Linked DNA regions of Homo sapiens: region 1 is linked to region 2. Evidence: chromatin contacts called from ENCODE Hi-C data. All regions are on one chromosome and are shown on one strand. The core of a region is the stretch at or near the end of the contact, and the rest is flanking DNA. Distances in the headings are between cores, read along the strand shown.

The links. Hi-C counts contacts between places; a loop is a spot of excess contacts on that map. Pooled maps may share reads with other maps.
Region 1: a pooled map shows a loop between it and region 2 (2.9-fold over the local background). The contact joins the enhancer-like site here to the promoter of BORCS5 in region 2. A Hi-C loop is called at or near these places in 1 of 168 maps with a recorded cell type or tissue (B cell), 2 of 37 single-sample maps with no recorded cell type and 7 of 50 pooled maps.

What each region holds. Positions count from the first base shown.
Region 1 is chr12:11,821,218-11,823,917 of GRCh38, forward strand. All of the region lies in intron 2 of ETV6 (ETS variant transcription factor 6), which reads left to right. Among named protein-coding and RNA genes, the nearest start is that of ETV6, 170 kb to the left of the region's middle. RefSeq lists enhancers at 1,532-1,581, 2,006-2,145. Within about 2 kb of position 1,319, at least 13 of the 41 ENCODE cell types and tissues checked have a DNase peak (open chromatin) inside an H3K27ac peak, as active enhancers do; they include B cell, where a contact is called at or near this core.
Region 2 is chr12:12,355,451-12,358,395 of GRCh38, forward strand. BORCS5 (BLOC-1 related complex subunit 5) reads left to right here and starts at 1,628. Exons shown (of 4, transcript NM_058169.6): 1 at 1,628-2,059. The coding sequence starts at 2,002. It overlaps LOH12CR2 (loss of heterozygosity on chromosome 12, region 2), which reads right to left and starts at 1,617. Exons shown (of 2, transcript NR_024061.1): 1 at 1,478-1,617; 2 at 1-1,355. RefSeq lists an enhancer at 1,413-2,091 and a silencer at 1,958-2,037.

The DNA of each region.
Region 1 (2,700 bases), core at 69-2,568, 530 kb before region 2:
TAGCTGGGTGTGGTGGTGGGCACCTGTAGTCCCAGCTTCTCGGGAGGCTGAGGTGGGAAAATGGTGTGAACCCGGGAGGTGGAGCTTACAGTGAGCCGAGATGGCGCCACTGCACTCCAGCCTGGGCAACAGAGTGAGACTCAGTCTCAAAAAAATAAAGAAAGAAAGAAGAAACAAGGGCGACTGGAAGGTGTGGGGCCTTGGCCACAGAAAGAATGGAGTTTGCCTTCTCTGTGATGGGAAAGATTGGGAACAGCAGATTTAGATGAGTGACATCTGGAGGTTGGTTGGCCTCATTAAGCCTAACGTGCCTATTAAGCATCAAAATGGAGATGTTGACCGGGCACAGTGGCTCATGCCTGTAATCCCAGCACTTTGGGAGTCTGAGGCAGGAGGATTGCTTGAGGCTAGAGTTTGAGACCAGCCTGGGCAACATAGCAAGACCCCATCTCTTAAAAAAAAAATGTGTTTTAGATTAGCCGGGTATGGTGGCTCACTTGTAGTCCTAACCACTTGGAAGGCTGAGGCAAGGGGATCACTTGAAGCCAGGAGTTCGAGGCTGCAGTGAACCATGATCCCACCACCATACAACAACTCTGTTGTCTGGGCAACAGAGGGAGATTCTGTCTCTTAAAAACAAACATGGAGATGCATTGTCACCTCCCACCCTCACCCCCATTTGAACACACACTCACATATATCTCACGTCCTAATCCTACTGAACTACTCAACATTTCCCCAAACCGGTTGTGCTCTTTTCATGTGTGCAGGCCTTGCATCCGCTGTTCCTCTGACTGGAAAGCTGTTGGCCCATCCAGTTGAGAAAGTCTTCCCTGGCCGTGCACGAATGCACTAACTTGTAAATGTCTCTTTACATTCCTTTCTTCCCTTCCAGACCGCAAAATCCAGTCTCATTCACCTTGACATGCCCTGCGCCTGATCCGGGACGCGAGGCATAGTGGGCATCTCCTAGGTTAGACGGATGGGTGAGTGGGTGAGTGAACGGAGAGGTGGACAAAATGAGTGCTCAGCAGTTAGACCCAACTGTGTTTTGATGGTAGTGATGGGAATTCCCCTGGCACATGGCCAGGTGAGATGATCATTCAGCCTGAAATGAAAGAAACAGCAGATGTCAGGAAGTTTTTGTTAATCCTGCCTTGTGCGTTAGAACTCTCCCGCATACGTCCCCTTTCCCGCACACTCTCTCTACCTTTCTCCCCCATTTCTAGCTCCTGGTCTTATTCATCTGTAGCATCAGTAAACATATACCCTTTACTGTTCACATCCAGGTCTGTAGGGGAAATTTTGGTTATAAAACCGGAAGAGTGTTTAACCTAATGTCCTGCTGCGGGCTTGCTTTCCACGGGCCTCCGGGTCTGTTAAAATGATCAGGCCTCATTATTTAGGAAGCTGCCTCAGCCAGGCATTACTAATTTGGGCATTACTAATTCAGATGCCTATTCAGGCAAATGAGCAATGAATGTAAAGTGCTTTTGTCAGTGAATTGCAAGTGAAGAGAAGAGGGAGTGGGGGAAGTAAAGGGAAAGTGATAGAATGTTTGAGCTTTGCTTCATTTCCAGAAAGGACAGCCATTGCTTCCTGGAAGCTGGGCTTGGCAACAGGCATGGAGGAATGGGAAAGATTTATTTCCCTTTGCCAAAGCTCAATAATTCAGCTTGAGTATTTCAAATCAATACATTTCTTGCAAAGTTTCCAAGGGCTGCATTAAAACAGCCATTTTTAAAAATTATCAGTACATGACAGCATCCTCCGACGAGACTGGCATGTCAGGGATGAGTCGAGTCTTCCAAATAGACAAGACTCCAGTGAGAAAGGAGGCTGCCACAAGCAGGAAAAGCGAAGTTAGAGCTGACAGCAAGACCAACCGCACCTGTAGGGCCTCTGGCGTTCACACACCTCATTGGTTTTGTGGGGGCTCTTTCTGAGATGAGCAGCTGGATCGCTCCTCCTAAGGGCTTGCATGGGGGAATCTGTGACTATAACTCCGTATTTCTTTGAAGATGCAATTCATCACTGAACTTGGGAAAGACTAACTTGGGGAGGTCTCCACCACGATCTAGGATTGCTAAGATGTCTGACAGGCTGAGTCACTCATACTTTTGTGAACTATTAAAAATTTCATAGTTCTGACATCTGGACATCTTGACTTTCGGTGATAGGAGATATGGAAAGACAGTAAAAGGCTGTGTCTTTACTGTTGTTTTAATCCCCACTAGAGAGTCCTTTTTTTCTTTTTTTTTTTTTTTGAGTTGGAGTCTGGCACCGTCTCCCAGGCTGGAGTGCGGTGGTACGATCTCTGCTCACTGCAACCTCTGCCTCCCAGGTGGAAATGATTCTCTTGCCTCAGCCTTCCAAGTAACTGGGATGACAGGCTCCCATCACTAGGCCAGGCTAATTTTTTGTATTTTCAGTAGAGACGGGGTTTCACTATGTTGGCCAGGCTGGTCTCAGACCCCTGACCTTGTGATCCGCCTGCCTCGGCCTCCCAAAATGCGGGATTACAGGTGTGAGCCACCGCACCCGGCCAGTAATTCCTTCTATTTCGATGTTTCATCTTCACTAGAATCGTTCCTTAGTTCTTTCGGTGGGAGAAGCCATTCAGCCCCCCTTGACTGCCAGTGCCCTTTGAGGCTCTCAGCCATTTGATTCTTCCTGTGTATCCCCTGTGGTTGTTGTCTC
Region 2 (2,945 bases), core at 378-2,877:
ATCACATCAGTATGGACTGGTGTATGGAACACAAGACAAATATACTTTTATGTGGAAAAGGGGAAACAAGAACCAGAATGAGTTATTCTCCATTCCTCACCCCTTTTACCTCCTCTCTCACCTTCCCCTCAAAGAGGAAATCTGGGAGGGGATGCAAGGACTCTCCAAAAGGGAATGGTCTCACTGCTTAGTGGGCCCTTCCCAGTCCCATCAGCCTGGTGTGGTTTATGTAAACCTCAAGACTAGTTAGACACAACTTTCTAGAAGCCTGCCCTGATCTCTCAGGCAGTTTTTAGTTCTATCTTCATATTCCCAGAGAACACTGTACTTAGATTCATTTGCATTTTTCTCATTGTATTGCAATGGTGAGCAGAGGAAAGAGCATCAGATAGTCCTAAATAGTTCGACCACTGACCACCTGCTGACCATGGAGGAGTCACCTACTTACAGGCTGCAGGGTTGTTGTGAAAATTAAATAAGGTAAAATAGGGGAAATTATTGTGATATAGTAGAGTGGAAGGGACTTAAAAATCATTTAGTCAACTTGACACTTCTTCTGAGACTTTTTTTTTTTTTTTTTTTTTTGAGACGGAGTCTCGCTCTGTCGCCCAGGCTGGAGTGCAGTGGCGCGATCTCGGCTCACTGCAAGCTCTGCCTCCCGGGTTCACACCATTCTCCTGTCTCAGCCTCCCGAGTAGCTGGGACTACAGGCGCCCACCATCATGCCCGGCTAATTTTTTGTATTTTTTAGTAGAGACGGGGTTTCACCATGTTAGCCAGGATGGTCTTGATCTCCTGACATCGTGATCTACTCGCCTCAGCCTCCCAAAGTGCTGGGATTACAGGCGTGAGCCACCCCGCCTGGCCAGAGACTACATTTTATACATATAAAATCTCAAGGCATTTACTTGAAATTTCTTGACGCAGACAATGTAATATAAAATGAGTTGCAAAGTTCGGAGAACGCTAGAGCCAGCTAACTCCTTGATGGCATTGCATTGCTAGGTCTACTTTCTTGCCCTAGCAAAAATGGCAGTTTCCTTTCTGGATTACTCCCTCCTCACCTTCTGTTAGTTTCAGAGTGACTTGTTGATAACTGCCAAGGTCCCCAGAAAGCGCCTAGCCAAAAAGGTTCTTCACTTCTCTTTAAAGATGTGCACTCCCTAATACATGAAACAGCATTTTCTATTTCTTAATTTTTCTCTCATTTCCAGCTGCTGCTTTCACCGTCTTCTGGTATTTTTTTGTTTGGTCGTCCACTGCTAAACTCCCAGCTCTTCAGAATTCAAAATGAGCTTTGCATCCAAGCTGTTGTGGGTTCGAATCCTGGGTCTATCTAGCGTTTCTTTCTCCATCTGTAAAACAGGGTTAAAAATACCTATTTTGTAAAGTTGTTCTCACATGTGGGTATTGAAGAGCTTAATAGTGTGGGTGGTGTTTTAAAGGTGACGCATCCTTACAACAGGAAAGGGCTTACCCTCTTCCGCAGTTCTGGCTTCGAGGAGGTCAAGCCCTTTAAGGTGGCATCGCCCTAAGTCGCAGGAGCGGGTCTCTCCGCCCCTCCCTCGGGCCGGGGGGCGGGGCCTCCTAATCCGGAACTGAAGGTCTTGCGTAGCCGGCACCGCCCATCTGCGTCCCGGAAGGAGCGAGCTTGCGGAGCGTGAACCAGTGAGTGAAAGCGGCGCCGCCCGCCGGCCGCAGGTGCGGCAAAGCCAGTGTCATCTGCCGGTTCTCTTAGGGCTCCCGGAAAGAAGGAGGGCTAGCCGCGTGCGTTCGCGCCGCGCCTCCTTGCGTTTCTGTTCCCCAAATAGGGCCTCTCCTTCTCCCGCCGCCCAGGCCCCTGCGTGGGCTGGACGCGTCAGCCCCACACATTAGCCTCGCTGCGGCGCCCAGACTCTGCTTTGCCTCCCCGTCCCGGTCCCTGGCCCCTGCCCTGTCGCCCGCCGCCGGAGCGGTGACCGCCCGGCCCGCCGTTCTTCTGCTGCCACCGCTGTCGGCACCATGGGCAGTGAGCAGAGCTCCGAGGCCGAGAGCCGACCCAACGATCTGAACTCCTCAGGTCGGTGTCCTAACCTCCCACCCTCCTCCAGCCCGCCCTGTCCCCTTGCAGAGCGGGCTGCCTCCCAGACTAGGGTCAGGGACTGCGGACGGGAACGCACAGAAAAAGCCTTCACCGTGCTAGTAGGAAAAAAAAAAAGTCACCATCTGTCCTGGCCTCGATTCCCCTGATGGAAGTGCGTGTGACTGCAAGCTAAGCCAGCGTGGGCGCCAGTGCCCTTATTTATTTTCAAAACAGCCGTTTCTCCCAGCTACAGCCTCCTGTTTAAAAGACGAGCTAATTAATTTTTGGCTCTAGTGCTCATGGCTGATGTAGTGAGATTTGGCTCACACAGTGGATGGATTATAGGACCTCTAAGAACAGTCTGTTTCTTAAAAACGGGTGTTAGAGGTTCCTTTTCTGAAGGGATATGTGATAGGTGTCCACTTGCTTTGAACCCTTTAGTGCAAAGGTCTCCAGAAACAGCTTTTTCTTCTCAGAAGGTGTCTTGGTCCGTTTTCTAATCTTGTAGAGGTTGGCCAGACAGCAGGCACTGGTGTTTTCCATTGTTGTTCTCTGTCCATGATTTTTAGACTTCTCTAAGCGTTTGAGACAAGAATGGGAGGATTATTGTGTTTGCAATACAGTGAGTGTTCAATAAATAGATAAAGCAGCTGATGTTTAATTGAGGACCATTTGCTGCTTTTTTTGTTACCCACACGCTAGGACAGCTGGGAGTGCTTTGGTTAAGCTCCGGGGTTGCTAACGCAAATTGGTTAAATCTGGGGCCTAAAAAGAGTCGCCGATTTTAGAAGTTCTCTGTTCTTGATAGGAGCTGTAATTCAGAAATAGGCAAGCTAATAGATCTAAGGGTGTTTCACTTTAAGGTGTGACTTTCAAGACTAGT